2 separate regions of the Homo sapiens genome follow, and region 1 is linked to region 2. A link is a loop called in an ENCODE intact Hi-C map of the cell type or tissue named here. Cell type or tissue: endothelial cell of umbilical vein. All regions are shown on one strand.

Region 1 (8,000 bases), 480 kb before region 2:
TCAAGCCCAGAGTCAGGGTTGGAGCTTTGTTGCCTGACAGCTTCTAGCTGCAGCTCTTTCAGGCTGTACCTTGGCATTCCAGGCCAGGGCTGCCTCTTCTCTGGTGGCTCTCCGTCCACAGCTGAGCAGGGGCAGAGCAAGAGCCTGGCCGTTTCTCCCTGTGAGGCACTCCTCTAGCTGGCAAGTTTTGCTCCTGAGCTCTTCCAGATTGGCAGAGATTCTGTTGTCCCGCCTTCTTCATCGAGGTCAGATGGCTCCTCCCGCCTGATCCTGCTTCTGCTTCATGCCCTGGACTGTCACAAGTGTCACTGCCCAATAAACCTTTGACTCACCCACTTCTGTCTCAGTATCCAATTCCCATGAATGTGGCCCCTGATAAGTATCCCCCTCTTCACCTCATCAACAAACATTAAGCTCCAGTTTTGTGCAAGGCACCGAGCTAGGAACCTGCTCATTCAATTGACATTTATTGAGTTGGTACTATTGCTTTAGCACTGGGTGTGTAAAAGATATGGTCCCAGCTCTCAAGAAACATAATCTATTAGATTAGGAGTGAATATTTTGAACAAAAATGAACCAGGAACCATCCATAATAATAACTTGGATAAACCCTGAGATATTTCATTGTCAAAAAGATAATTAATTTCATAACAATTAAAAGGGTAAAAATGCCCCTTTGAAACGTTTTCAACAACTTATATAAAAACAGATTTCCTCGCAAGATCCAAATTAACCAGATAATCTACACGCTCCAACCCTGTAGGATTTTCATGCAATAATTCCAGCATGTCATCTATGGTGCCAGTGTTTTTACAGGCACAATACTTCCAGATTCTTGCACAAAACTAGAAATAAAATTCACACTTTTTTGAGACATTTATTTACTTTCTCATATCACCAAAAGGTCATGTTTATGAGTGGCTATGCCTTATATCTCCTCAGGAAAGCACAGCACGATTGAGTGACTATAGTTAATATGAAGACTTTCAAAGTGTTGAGTGCCTGGATTCACAGCCCACAAGTCCTTTTTGAAATCACCTAATAATTCATACTTCTTAGATATAAAAATCTGTGGTTTTGCAGAATGTCTAGCTGGAGGTTATTCTCTCATATAGAAGCTTATCTGTACCACTTGTGTGATGTTCTATGTTGTACAAGTTGTTTCTCAAACTAGACAAAAAGCCTATCAAGTGTAGGGATTATGAGTAATATCTTTATAGCCTCTTATAGAATCTAACCCAGATTAGATTCTTACATATGTGTTGAAGGTACATATACATAATTGCTGACTAAATAAACAAATGTCTCACAAAGAAACTTCCTGCATGCTAGCATCATCAAACAAATCAATAACATGTTCCATTTACAAAAATCACAGGTTGGGTTTGATATTAGGCCTCATCTTTTCTGAAAATAACAAAGATTGTTGTATTCAATGAAACTATCTGTGCCACTGTTCATTCTTTGATTTTAAAAAAATATCAATTGACTACCTTCTTTGTGCCAAGCACCCGAAATAAGACTTGGACCCTACATAGACCATCATCCTCTGAGCCATGCCCCAGCCCCACCCTAGACACGTGCTCCCAGAAACATCAAACCTCTCAAGTGGCAGCAACTCCAGGATTAAGAGAGCCCCTCTCTCATCAGTTACGGTGTCAAGTGGACTCATTATAAAACTAGAGAGCAGCCCATATAAGAAAGCTCCTTTTGCTTACGGTCTCAGGCCACAAACCTAAAACACAACATTTTTGTTTTGTTTCTTTTGTGATTTTCACCCATTGAGATTATTTTCACCTTATCTGAACTTAGGCTCTCACAGGATAATCACTAGTCTGACTCTCTCTTGAAGTAGGATGTTTGTTTGTTTGTTTGTTTGTTTACAAAGACAGAGTCTTGCTATTTTGTGTTGCCCGGGCTGGTCTCAAACTCCTAGCCTGAAGTGATCCTCCTGCCTCGATCTCCCAAGATGCTGGGATTACAGGTGTGAGCCACCACACTTGGCCTTGGCCTTGAAGTGGAGTTTTGTATGAGATTTCTTTTCTTTTTTTTTAAAGACAGAGTCTCACTTTGTCACCCATGTTGGAGTACAGCACCGCGATCTCAGCTCACTGCAACCTCTGCCTCCTGGGTTCAAGCAATTCTCCTCCCTTAGCCTCCTGAATAGCTGGGACTACAGGCATGCACCACCATGCCTGGCTAATTTTTGTATTTTTAGTAGAGACGGAGTTTCCTCATATTGGCCAGGCTGCTCTCGAACTCCTGACCTCAAGTGACCCTGCTGCCTCGGCCTCCTAAAGTGCTGAAATTACAAGTGTGAGCAACCACGCCCAGCTATTTGCATTAGATTTACTAAAGAGAATGAACTCTGGGTGTTATTACATCACAAGAGGTTTCCTCTGGGCTAATACCAAGCTTCAGTAATAGAGATTAGGTCTCCCTTTTCTGCCCCATGACAATTAATGAGGAGGAACATATGCAGTCAGCCCTATGAAGTATTTAATAAGAAAATAACAGGCTCAGTAATATTCTTAAAACTCAGTAACAAGTACTTCTCAAAAATGTAAAGGTCACTGGTTGGGCACAGAGAATCGCTTGAACTCAGGAGGCGGAGGATGCAATGAGCCGAGATCGAGCCACTGCACTCCAGACTGGGCAACAAGAGTGAAACTCTGTCTCAAAAAAAAAAAAAAAAGGAAAGAAAAAGAAAGAAATTAAGGTCAGCAAAAATAAGGGAAGTCTGAGAAACGGTCGCAGCTTAAGGAAGCTTAAGGACACATGATGGCTAAATGTCATGTAGGATTCTGGATGGAATCCTGGAACAGAAGAAAGGAATTAGGGAAAAACTAAGAAAAACTGAATAAAGTGGGCCTTAGCTAATAATTATGTATCATACTGGTTCATTAATCCTAATAAATGTACACCGCTAATCTGAGATGTTAACATCAGGGGAATCGGGGTGTGGAAACTCTACCTTCACGGCCTTTCTAAAATCATAAACTAAAAGGTTTATTTTTTTAAGACCTTAGAAAAAAAAGAAAAGAGTGATAACCCTTTTCCCACTTCCTCTTCATTCAGCAAGACCCTCAGATACAACTCCCTGAAACAAACAGAAACTAACACACCACAGAAGAACAATTTTTAAAACATAATGTATTATCTGCAGTTTATGCAGCTCATCCACACATCACTCTGTGTCAAGGCTTCCCAGTGAACATTTATTTGTTGAATCCTACAGCTTACTTACCTGGGACCAAGATCAAGCAAATCTATGGACTTAGTCTTTAATTCTCCATGTTTTTCATATTCCAACATAATTCCTATAGAAATAAACAAACATGTTATAAAACACTTACGATAACCACCTATGTCAAAAGTTAACCTACCTTGCCACAGTTTTTTCCATTTTTATTTTTAAAATTTTTAATTTTTTAACAAAAAATAAGCAGTGATATCTAGTTCCAAAACAAGATCATGTAGACAAACTTTTCCCTGGTCCTTCCCTCTAAATATAACTAAATACCCTTGAAATTGTCCAATAGACAATGAAAAAATAATAGAAAGTTGGATGGAAGAAGGTAGACTGGCTATAGGTTTCAGGGCTTGAGGAACGACTACATGGTGAGATTCCCGGATTTTCTTTTTATCACCGCATTCCACACCCCAAAACTAGGACAAGAGGGCCCTATTCCCTGACCCACAAATGGGGCCCCTGCAAGCAGTCTGATCCCCCAGTGGAAGCTTGGGGCTGTTCCAGTTCCCAGTGCACATTCTGGGCCCCAGCAGGCAGTTGGATCTGGCTGCAGCCCCATCAACAAAGTCCTGGGACCTCCCAGACCCCACTCCACAGCCAGGCCATTGGTGGACAGTCCTATCCACTTGCAAAAGGGGCAACGGTGACATCCAGGGATGTCTCAGACCTCATTCCACAACCAGGCACTGAGGCAGCCTCAGCAAAGCCCTGCGTTTCCCTGCCTTCCAGCCAGCAGCATAATCAGGCCGGGAAGTGACCAGGAAGGCCACTCAGTGACAGCAGGCCTACTAGGGAAGTACCTTCTGCGCCCTGCAGGTGGCGCCAGCAGTGACTGAGCAGGAGCCTTAGCAGTACCCGAAAAAACAAAGGACAGTAACATTGCAAGAGCCTAGGAAACTACAGACACCATTGTAACCAACGCCCGCAAAAGTAGCCCAAGAGCACATATGACAAATCTAAGCAGATTTCGCCAAATTAGAAGGTTTAGATAGGATCAAGGATCCCCGTAATAATCAAAACGTCTAGGATACAATTTTTTAAAAATCACCTATTATACCAAGGACAATCAACAAACACCAATACCAAGATGAATCAGAGGTTGGAATCATCTGACAAGGACTTTAAAGAAGATATTATAAAAATCCTTCAATAATCATTTACAATTTCACTTGAAACAAATGAAAAAATGGAAAATCCCAGAAAATATTTATTAAACCAAATGAGGATTATAGAATTGAAAAATATGATAATGAAAATAAAAAACTTGCTAAGCGAGTTCAAAAGTAGAGATGACAGAGAATAGAATCTGTGAACTTGAAGATGGATCCATAGAATATATTCCATCCGAACAGCCCAGCGCTAATAAAAACTGGACAGAGCCTCCTAACCACCTTACTCTACTGCCTCTGCCTGTGGATATAAACTAGTACATCTCAAAAATTTGGCTTCAGGATCACCTTACACTCTTAAAAATTATTTAGGACACCAAAGAGTTTTTGGTTTTTTTCCATATTAAAAACTAAAATTGAGAAATTTTTTAAATATTTATTAAGTTGTTTTAAAACAACAGTAATTCATAGCATGTTATTTTTATAAAGTTTTTGTAAAAATAACTATATTTTCTTGCCCCTAAAAAGAGTAAGAAGAGTAGCACTGTTTTATACTTTAACAAATCTCTAATATCTGGCTTAAGACAATGGATTCTCATCTCTGCTTCTGCATTCAAGCTTCTGCTAAATGTTTTAGACAAAGTATAAGAAAAGAATGTAGTCAGACACTGATACATAGTTGAAAAATGAAGGAGTATTATAATTGCCTTTTTATATCATTGTGAACATTTTTTGATATTAAAACTCAACAAATGGTAACTTCTTAAAATTAGTTGCAATATAGAATCTGAAACCATATTAGTGAATTTTCCATATACTTGCATTAAACCTCATTGGTCTATTTCACACTTTTGATGGATCTTTTATTCATGCATGGTCCATGCATAATCATGCACTGGACATTTGAAAAATACTGATCTACTAAGTTATGCATATATTGTAACTGTTGACATATTTCATCACACAATATCAGAAAGTAACATTTACCATTTTCACTACCAATTTTTATCATAAGAAAACTCTTACTGTTGGTAAGCTGTCAAGATTATGGTGGTAAACAAAAGTTTTCTGAACTTATACTTTTTGCTTGAAAGCTAAAATACATCACTAGCAAGAAATGCTGGTATTTTTGCTTGAAAGTTGTGGGCTCACATTCTTCATTTTCAAGAAAATGTCTGCCAAAATGTCTGAGTCTGAAAACCATGTTGTTTCTCAGTCACTCTTTCAAGTAAAAATGCTTTTCCATGAAAAAAAGTTGGTTCATCTCGTAATTCAAGCAACCACCTATATTTTCCTTAAGACAACTGTATTAGTTTGTTTTTATATTGCTATAAAGAACTGCCCAAGACTGGGTAATTTATAAAAGAAAGAGGTTTAATTGACTCACAGTTCCTCATGGCTGGGGAGGCCTCAGGAAACTTACAATCATGGTGGAAGGAAAGGAGGAAGCAAGGCACCTTCTTCACAAGGTGGCAGGAAGAGAATGAATGCAGGAGGAACTACCAAACAATTATAAAACCATCAGATCTTGTGAGAACTCACTCACTATCATGAGAACAGCATGGGGGAACCTCCCCCTGATCCAATTACCTCCACCTGGTCTCTCCCTAGACATGTGGGGATTGTGGGGATTATGGGAATTATAATTCAACATGAGATTTGGGTGAGGACACAAAGCCTAACCATATCAACAACTATCAGACTTCACTGTAGAGCAGAAGTGCTTTCTTAGTACTTCCTATTTCATCACCTGGAATACTCAAAATACATGCACTCCTATGTTAATATTTTGCTACATTAATAATTTTTACTGCTTCATCAAGGAAATCCTCAAGCAAAACTAGGTTGTTCTGTTGGGATTTTTTTGATGTTTTCCTATTGTGAGTGTGTGTCAGTGAAGAATAAATACAGTGACCACTATTAGAGTTTGGTGTCACTGCCTCGATTTGTAGTAAGGCACCAGCAGTTTCACCTTCCACTGCTTCTGCACCATTAGTGACAATGTCAGCACAGTGTAGAAAAGGAAGTAACATCTTATTGTTATTATGAAAAATAAGTTTGACCTTGAGACCCTGCTGAAAGTGTTCAAGGGTTCCCAGGAGTCCTCTACAGTTTGAGAATCACTGCTATAGACCATAGTTTGATATAACAGATATAATTCTAGCAGTATTTCAGATCAAGGGAAAATAGGAAATGTTGCCAAAACACTCTATTTACTTTTCAAAAGCACTGAGCCATTGAGAAAGAATGTGGCAGAGGCCAAGTGCAGTGGCTCACGCCTGTAATCCCACCACTTTGGGAGGCCAAGGCAGGTGGATCACTTGAGGTCAGGAGTTTGAGATCAGCCTGGCCAACATGCTGAAACACCGTCTCTAATAAAAATACAGAAATTAGCTGGCATGACGGCAGGCACCTGTAATCCAAGCTACTTGGGAGGCTGAGGAAGGAGAATCGCTTGAACCCAGGAGGTGGAGGTTCCAGTGAGACAAGATTGCACCACTGCACTCCAGCCTGGGCGACAGAGTGAAACTCTATCTCAAAAAAAAAAAAAAAAAAAAAAAAAAAGAATGTGGCAGAGTTAAAAAGTGTATACTTGGCATCAGATAGATCCTCAACCCCTTATTTATGTCACGATCTGGCAAATGTCAATTTTCTCATCTATGAACCTATAAGTTTGCTGGTTGAGATTAAATAAGATGTATATGAAGAACCTGGCATAAAGTCTCAATGAACAGTGCTTATTTTCTAGCTATTAATCAAATGATACCTTGTGGCATATGCTACATGGTCACCTTGTATTACTTAAATTGCATTTATGCCTTCTCTTTCCAGTGAGATTGTAACATCTTTGAAGAAGGAAACATATCCATGCTATATGCTTCCCTATATTCCCAAAAAGACCCTTCTCAGGGCAAGTCATGATTTAAGCACAGCAGGCCTGTGATTTGTGTTCAGGTTCAAGTACGAGCAACACATTCAGATCCCTCTCTGAATTCCATTTCTCTATCAGCAGTGCCTGCCGTTACCTAGTATCTTCATGATCTTTCAAAATGCTCTAGCAGTGCTTGCTGAATACATGAACTAATTGGTAGATGATGGGAAGACTGTCCTCAAATTGCTTAATGCATTGGACATTCTCTGTCCTTACAGCACGTGGCCTTTCAGAAATAATCAATACTATAAACAATATGTCCTCCTTCCTCAAATATACCCTCTTTGGGCTTTTTATAAAATCTCTTCTTTCTCTTTTTCCAATCACTTTGTTATTTTTTATTCTCCTTTGTCCTCTTTTGCCTGACCTTTAAACACTAAGCATCTTTAAACTTCAGGTCTACAGATTCTTCTCGTCTCACCTTACATTAAATTCATCGGTACCATGTCTTTAATTACCATCAACATGCTAAGTATTAATTGCAAATCTCCAGTCTATATCTCCTCTGAGTTCCAGATACATAGATGTCTCCCTATCACCTCAAAGAGTTCAGGATCTTCTCCTTCAACACTGCTTCTCCTCTGGAGTTTCCTGCTCAGTGTTGGACATCACTACCCACTCAGCTGCACAGCTATGATCTCTCAGAGGGAATTTTTCTCAACCCTGTCTTGCTGCGCGGATGTGCTGAAACCTAAACAGGTAATCT
Region 2 (8,000 bases):
TCTCCTGCCTCAGCCTCCCGACTAGCTGGGATTACAGGTGTGCGCCATCATGCCTGGCTAATATTTGTATTTTTAGTAGAGACGGGGTTTCACCATGTTGGCTAGACTAGTCTCGAACTCCTGACCTTAGGTGATCTGCCTGCCTCAGCCTCCCAAAGTGCTGGGATTACAGGTGTGAGCCACTGTGCCCGGCCGTATTCTTCCATTTTTAAGATTTGAGGCCCTTCTCTTAATTTCAAAGGGAAATGACTAAGAGGTATAACTCAGGAAAGACGAGCTGAATGTTAAGGGACAAGAAACGTCAGACTCCAGAGTATCCACAATGCTTCCAGACTGATTCTAAGTCCAGTCACATTTCTGTTAAGAGTGATCTAACAAGAAGCCAACAAATTATCTAGTCTAGAATCAGGGCTTCAACTGGACAGACCATTCAATACATTGAATATATGTGTGTGTGTATATATATGTGTGTGTGTATATATATATATATATACACATATATATATATACTTTTTTTTTTTTTGAGACAGAGTCTCACTCTGTCACCCAGGCTGGAGTGCAATGGCACGATCTTGGCTCACTGCAACCTCCACCTCCAGGGTTCAAGCAATTCTCCTGCCTCAGCCTCCCAAGTAGCTGGGATTACAGGCATGCGCCACCAAGTCCGGCTCATTGCCTGGCTAATTTTGTATTTTTAATAGGGACAGGGTTTTGTCATGTTGGCCAGGCTTGTCTCAAACTCCTGACCTCAAGTCATCCTCCCGCCTCATCCTCCCAACGTGCTGAGATTATAGGTGTGAGCCACCATGCCCAGCCACATTGAGTATATTTTAATGTATATTTAATATATTCCTTTTCAGAACTTACCTAGATTTAGAAATTTTAAAAAGATGCTCTCAAAAGGCATATGAAGACTATCTCTGCTAATTTATACAGAGACAGTCTCTAGAAAGATGTAAACCACTAGTACCCAGGGTTGCCTCCGTTGAGAGGAACTGGGTGCCTGGGGAATGGAGGCGAAGAGAGTATGGAGTTTTTTCCATTTGTATGAACCTTTTGACTTTTGTACTGTGTGTATGTATTACCTACTCAAAAGTAAGTAATTTTTTTTTTCTTTGAGATGGAGTCTCGCTCTGTTGCCCAGGCTGGAGTGCAATGGCGTGATCTTGGCTCACTGCAACTTCCACCTCCCGGGTTAAAGAGATTCTTCTACCTCAGCCTCCCTAGTAGCTGGGATTATAGGAGTGTGCCACCACCATGACCAGCTAATTTTTGTATTTTTAGTACAGATGGGGTTTCACCATGTTGGCCAGGCTGGTCTTGAACTCCTGACCTCTGGTCATCCACCTGCCTCGGTCTCCCAAAATGCTGGGATTACAGGCTTCAACCACCGTGCCTAGCAAAAATAGGCAATTTTAAAATTATATGTGAAGAAAAATCTGTAAATGTTTTTGTCATAACCCCCCACCCCCAACCCACCACCACCATTTTTTTCCTGTAAAAATTTTTTCAAGGCCTGAGGAAAATGATGAATTAAACTTTTCCTGACAGGAAAGACAACATCTGAAAATTCTGCCTGATAGATAGAGAGAAGCATCCTGGCAAGAGACACGGAGCTGACAGACGAAGAGATGCACGTCTGACAGAATTGGGACTATTCACCCAAAGTGAGACAAAGTGAAATGCCAAGCACATTGAGAATCTCTTCCTTCTTACTGTCAACGGATTCACCTAATCAAAGCACTTTTAGTCACTGCATCCAATTTCCATCCTCATCCAACACATGGTGGGGTCTTTTTCTCGTTTCTTCTGAGTTGACACACACAAAACCCAAGAGTCCCACTTTTGGCGAGGAACGTGTTGCTGTCAGCTTGCATTTGTTACCGCACATTGGTTCCCCGTGTCCCAGTAATGACCCCCTGTAAAGGCCACTGGGCAAGAGAATTGCAAGATCGAGCGAGGCGGCGGGAATTACAGGAAAGGATTAACGGCAGAACAGCCTGTTGCGACAGCGAAAAACAGCCCGAGGACAGGGGCGTGCTCCCATCTGACAGGCGGAAGTGTGCCAGGGTTTATGTATTAGGTCACAGCAAGAAAGCTATTTTTGCTGTGCCCTCTGACCTTCTGTAGAAGGTGAGCCCCAAGATGCCTATGATACACACCAGACTTTTGCAGGCTGCCCTGACTCAAGAGGGAAGAGCAGATGCTGACTAGTGCAGGGTCCTGTAGAGTTTGGGAATCCACCATTCACAACAGGATGAAAGGATTTTCATGGGTGTTGCCATCTGCTGGGTATGTGTGTTGGCAGCGGGGAGTCATTTACTAAGCAGATGCAGCCTTTCTGTTCCTCCTTCCTCAAACTCCAATTTAAAAAATAGCTAGTCCGGGCACAATGGCTCATGCCTGTAATCCCAGCACTTTGGGAGGCCAAAATGGGAGGATCTCTTGAGCTCAGGAATTTGAGACCAGCCCGGGCAACATAACGAAATCCTGTCTCTACAAAAAATACAAAGATTAGTTGCGTGTGGTTGTGAGCACCTGTAGTCCCAGCTACTTGGGGGACTGAGGTGGAAGGATCACTTGAGCCCAAGAGGTTGAGGCTGCAGTGAGCTGTGACTGCACCACCGCTCTCCAGCCTGGGCAACAGAGTGAGACCCTGTCTCAAAAAAAAAAAAATAAAAAAAATCTAATGGCCAAGTAGGCTTTAGAATTCTAAAAAGCTAGCAACGAAAGGAAACATGGTGCTATTGGCAGAGATTTGAAGTAGCAGTGGTCTCCCACAAAAGTGCTATGATGTACAGAGACTTAGAGGAGTCGCAGTGTAACCCTGGTTAAAGAGATTGGGAAGGTTCCATGGAAGAGGGGCTGAGCATTGTTCAATTTGTTGAGTAAACCCAAAAAGCAGTGCACTGAGATCAGGCCAAGCTAGAGATATCTCTGTGGCAAACACTGAACACTTTTATCACCCCCTTACATTTGGTAGAAGATTGTTGGAATCACCACTCTCCACAAACAGTCAGAAAAACTGGAACCAGATGGCATCTCTAAAAAAATGTGGCCCACAGCCATAAATGTGTGACTTGCATTCTCTTTCAGAACAAGAAAAGATGATGTAGATACTGCTGGTTTGGACTGGCTCAGAGAGAAAAGAAACAAATAGATGGGAGTACGTGCCAAGGGTCACTGATGCTTCCAGAGGGCAGTGGCCTCGGCTGTCTTACTCAAGGCTGAATTCTTAGCCCCTACAAGACTCATGCCTGGCATGTAACAAGTGCACAGCCAGTTTTCCTCCAATGAATGAGGGGCTTTCTCAGAATAAAGTTTTTGTAATCAGAGACCAAGACAGCCACTGATTCTCTGCAGCCTTGAAGTCTGTCTTTTCTGAATATCCAGACAGAGGACAAGTCTTGATTATAACGATCATTAGCCTAGAGTACTGCCCAGTTCTGAACTCAAGGATAAGAATCCCCTCCAAGCTCCTGCCAGGCTGTCTCCACACTCTGACATCACATCCTGCCTCTTTGATTAGGTTTCACAGTGAATTTTGCCCCTCCCAAACACACTTTGTTAATCTTTTTTAGGTCTGGGAATTCAGCCAAAAATTCCTGAAGGATGAATTCCTTTTCCTCGGTGAGGTTGACATTTGAGCACACATCGCCCTCTTGTGTCTACGACACATTTGGCAACGTAGTTTCCAGCACCTGCTAATGCACACAGCAAATTGAAGCCTTGTTAACATCCCTTAAGCCTGCAGACCTCGGTACAAGGCGGAGGGAGAACAAACGCACCAATTTTCCCAGAATAGTCAAGAACATCCAGAAGAATCCAGAATTTGTGAAGATGGTACTGGTAACTACCCAACCCAGAGCTTTGAAAGTTAAAAAATGTATAAGGTACCATAAAATTCATATTCAAGAGCTCACAGTCAGAAAATGTTTACCTTCTAAAAGAGCTGGACATTTTCCATAAACCGAAAGTTGGACTATACAGTAGATACATGAAGATGTCCTCCTAGCATTTTCATATTTGACCTATTGACTTTTGAATCACCATTCATATCCTCTTTGATGTTGCCCATCCACACACCCACACCCACATAAGCCATGTGTGTAAATATGCCCATCTGCAGGTTTTCTGTTCTTAATGACAATTTCAGACTGCTCGGCTTGCTCCTACACCTTCTTATGGAGATACAAGAACTTTGGATCTCTGGCCCCCCTCAGTCCTCGCTCCTCCATCCCTGTAAGCAGGTGCAAGGCGTGTTTCTGGCACAGTCCACCAAACTCCTGAATCTGAAGCTCCCACAGTCACTGACCCAAGTGTGGCCTGGATGAGACTGGTGGCCCAAGCCTCTATTATGCTGTTTTTTTTGTTGTTGTTGTTATTTGTTTGTTTGTTTTGAAATGGAGTCTTGCTCTGTCACCCAGGCTGGAGGCCAGTGGCGCAATCTCGGCTCACTGCAGCCTCTGCCTCCAGGGTTCAAGCAATTCTCCTGCCTCAGCCTCCCTAGTAGCTGGGACTACAGGCGTGCGCCACCACACTCGGCTAATTTTTGTATTGTTTGTAGAGACGGGGTTTCACCATGTTGGCCAGGATGGTCTTGATCTCCTGACCTCATGATCCGCCCGCCTTGGCCTCCCAAAGTGCTGGGATTTCAGGCATGAGCCACCATGCCCAGCCTTATACTGGTTTTTACAGCAAAGAGACTAGAATAAAAGATACTTTCACATTGACACTATAAAAATCGTCCTTTGAACACTTAGTTATGTATTGTTCTGGGTTAGGTAGTATAGATAAAGACATACTTTGCCCAGTAGGAAGGGACTCCCTTCATCTACGTACATTTTATGCCTCTATCTCTCATACAGGTGGACCTTACCTTCCGAAAACTGCTATCAGGGCCTCTGCAGGAGGCCCTGGCTGTGATAAATGTGCATCTGTAGAGTGCACAACCTGAACATCCTTACCAAGCAGCCCTGACCAATATCTTCCTGCCTAAAGAGTGCCAATGCTGAGAGTATGCCTTTAAAACCCCATTTTGGCCATTTCTCAAGAAGTAAGTGAGACTTGTACTTCCCTATCTCCCCTTAAGGGGAGTCCCCAGTGCATTAGTGGTAGAGCTCTCCCTAAGGACTTTTGTGTGCGTCTCCACCCTCTGTTCTTCTAGGTGCATCCTGTTTTTAATGGGGCATAATCTCTTACCTCAAAAGAGCAAAGCTCCACTGGCAAACCTCTAGACCACATTAGTGATCAGCAAGTAAGGGGGACATTTGGTGCAGCATCACATTTCTGACATCCCTTCATGCTTTTTATGTCTGACTCTGTCATCTCTGCTAAAAGAAGCCTCTCTTTTTATTTCCTTTTTTTCTTCTAGTTTTTTTTTTTGTTTTTTTTTTTTTTTTGTAGACAGGGCCTAGTGGTCTTCCTAGGCTGGTCTCAAACTTCTGGACTCAAGGGATATTCCCACCTCAGCCTCCCAAACTGTTGGGATTACAGGCGTGAGCCATTGGGCCCGGTCCTCTTTTTTTTTTTTTTTTTTTTTCTGAGACGGAGTCTGGCTCTGCCGCCCAGGCTGGAGTGTGGTGGCGCAATCTCGGCTCACTGCAGGCTCCGCCTCCCTGGTTCACACCGTTCTCCTGCCTCACCCGCCCGAGTAGCTGGGACTACAGGCTCCCACCACCACGCCCGGCTAATTTTTTGTATTTTTAGTAGAGACGGGGTTTCACTGTGTTAGCCAGGATGGTCTTGATCTCCTGACCTCGTGATCCGCCCGCCTTGGCCTCCCAAAGTGCTAGGATTATAGGCATGAGCCACTGCGCCCGGCTCCGGCCCTCTTTTTTCTTCTCTTATTCCAATATCACACACCAAAGAAGACTCGGTCCAGCAGCAGGAAATAAATCTGACCCTTGCCTCTAAGGTCTTTCTTTGATCGCAGCAGTGTTCATCTTTGTCTAACTGTAGCATAGGAGGAATATGATTTGCTCTGACCTAAATTATTTTCATACATTTTTTTTCTGATTTCCCATTAAATTGAGGCTAAGGGTAAAGGTCAGGGCCCTCTTGGTTTCTTGGTTTTGGATTGTAAAAGAGATTAGATTAAAAACATAAAATCTAGGCCAGGTGCGGTGACTCACGCCTGTAATTCCAGCACTTTGGGAGGCCGAGGCGGGCAGATCACCAGGTCAGGAGATCAAGACCATCCTGGCTAACACGGTGAAACCCCATCTCTACTAAAAATACAAAAAATTAGCCGGGCGTGGTGGCGGGCGCCTGTAGTCCCAGCTGCTCGGGAGGCTGAGGCAGGAGAATGGCGTGAACCCGGGAGGCGGAGCTTGCAGTGAGCCGAGATTGCGCCACTGCACACCAGCCTGGGCGACAGAGCGAGACTCCTTATCAAAAAAACAAACAAACAAACAAAAAACCCATAAAATCTCACTGAGTTGTCTCTCCAGGCTAGTTCCTACATTGTGAAGCACCCAATTGGATCAGTGTGATTGGCGTTTCCGAGTGATTCCGAAGACACTTCCCTTTGTCTGGGGCATGAGAATGGGTTCTTCTTGGGTGGATAGAGAAGTCTAAACATAACCGGCCGTCACTTGCTTCCACTCTAGTCTGGATCCTGTCACAACACCAAAACTAAATCCAGTCCAAACTGACCTGCCCTCCACCCCCTTCCTGGGTTTCCTCCCACTACTCTGGCTCACCTCTTGTGACTCCAGAAGAGGCTCCTCCTCCTTGTTCGTTTTCTGGGTCCCAGGGCCAACCTTCCAACAGCCTATTTGACATCTCCATGTAGATGACTCACAGGTACTTCCAATTCTGTAGATGACTCACAGGCACTTCCAATTCAACCTGACTGAACCTTTTAAAAATATATATTTATTTCTTTATTTATTTTGAGATGGAGTTTTGCTCTTGTCACCCAGGCTGGAGTACAGTGGCACGGTCTCAGCTCACTGCAACCTCTGCCTTCCAGGTTCAAGCGATTCTCCTGCCTCAGCCTCCCAAGTAGCTGGGATTACAGGTGCCTGCCACCACGCCCGGCTAATTTTTGTAATTTTAGTAGAGACGGGGTTTCACCACTTTGGCCAGCCTGGTCTCGAACTCTTGACCTCAAGTGATTCGCCTGCCTCAGCCTCCCAAAGTGCTGGGATTACAGACGTGAGCCACCGTGCCCGGCTGACCTGATTGAACCTTAAGCTACAACCTTGCTTCAACCCAAACAACCCAGCAACCAAGCTGCTCCTCTAACCACCTGGTCACTCAGACCAGAACCTGGAGCAATTTTTTATTGTTCCCCTCCCTCACTTTCCTTATCCAATCAATTGTTAAGTCCTTTCTAAATATATGTCAAATCCATCACTTCTTTCTGAAACCACCTTTGCAAAATTAAGACTGAGACAGTGAAGGAGATCTAAGTTAACCAACTCCATCTTGCTTCTAACCTCCAAGCTGTCCTTGTTCATTCCTGGGCATAGGCTGAACTAACTTTGGGAGAAATTTAGTTTATAGCTTCAACAAAGATGGTAACAGCTCTTTCCCAAAACAGACCTCCTCCTTGTCCAGGGACTAGACTGCCTTGTGGGACTAACATTAGCCACAAGATTAGAAATTATGGTTTAGGAGTCATGAAGCTGGAGGCTAAACTGCTCCTAGGATCAGTTCTTGAAATATTTTGCAGACCTGTACTTGATGGATCAGCTGGCACCATCCAGATCAATAAACTGGCTCATCTGATCTGGACCCCCCACCTAGGAACTGACTCAGCGCAAGAAGACAGCTTCGACTCTCTATGATTTCATTCCTGACCAATCAGTACTCCTGGCTCACTGGCTTCCTCCCACCCACCAAGTTATCCTTAAAAATTCTGCTTCCCGAATGCTAGGGGAGACTGATTTGAGTAATAATAAAACTCTAATCTCCTGCTCAGCCGGCTTTGCGTGAATTACTGTTTATCTATTGCAATTCACCTGTCTTGATGAATTAGCTCTATCTAGGCA

What was found. Hi-C counts contacts between places; a loop is a spot of excess contacts. Peaks named below come from ENCODE experiments on the same cell type or tissue, not always from the same donor. Only the 100,000 strongest peaks of a DNase experiment are listed, where the experiment ranks them.
Region 1: a loop joins it to region 2, with 11 times the contacts of the local background. A loop is called at or near these places in 10 of 110 quality-filtered maps.

The regions. Positions count from the first base shown.
Region 1 is chr2:227,880,671-227,888,670 of GRCh38, reverse strand. DAW1 (dynein assembly factor with WD repeats 1) reads right to left here. Exons shown (of 13, transcript NM_178821.3): 2 at 3,248-3,320. Among named protein-coding and RNA genes, the nearest start is that of DAW1, 13 kb to the right of the region's middle. In endothelial cell of umbilical vein, a CTCF peak has its summit at 4,064 (motif pointing right); a DNase peak (open chromatin) is centred at 4,080.
Region 2 is chr2:227,401,936-227,409,935 of GRCh38, reverse strand. No RefSeq gene overlaps it. Among named protein-coding and RNA genes, the nearest start is that of SCYGR1, 18 kb to the right of the region's middle. In endothelial cell of umbilical vein, a CTCF peak has its summit at 3,659 (motif pointing left); a DNase peak (open chromatin) is centred at 3,585; H3K27ac peaks cover 848 bases.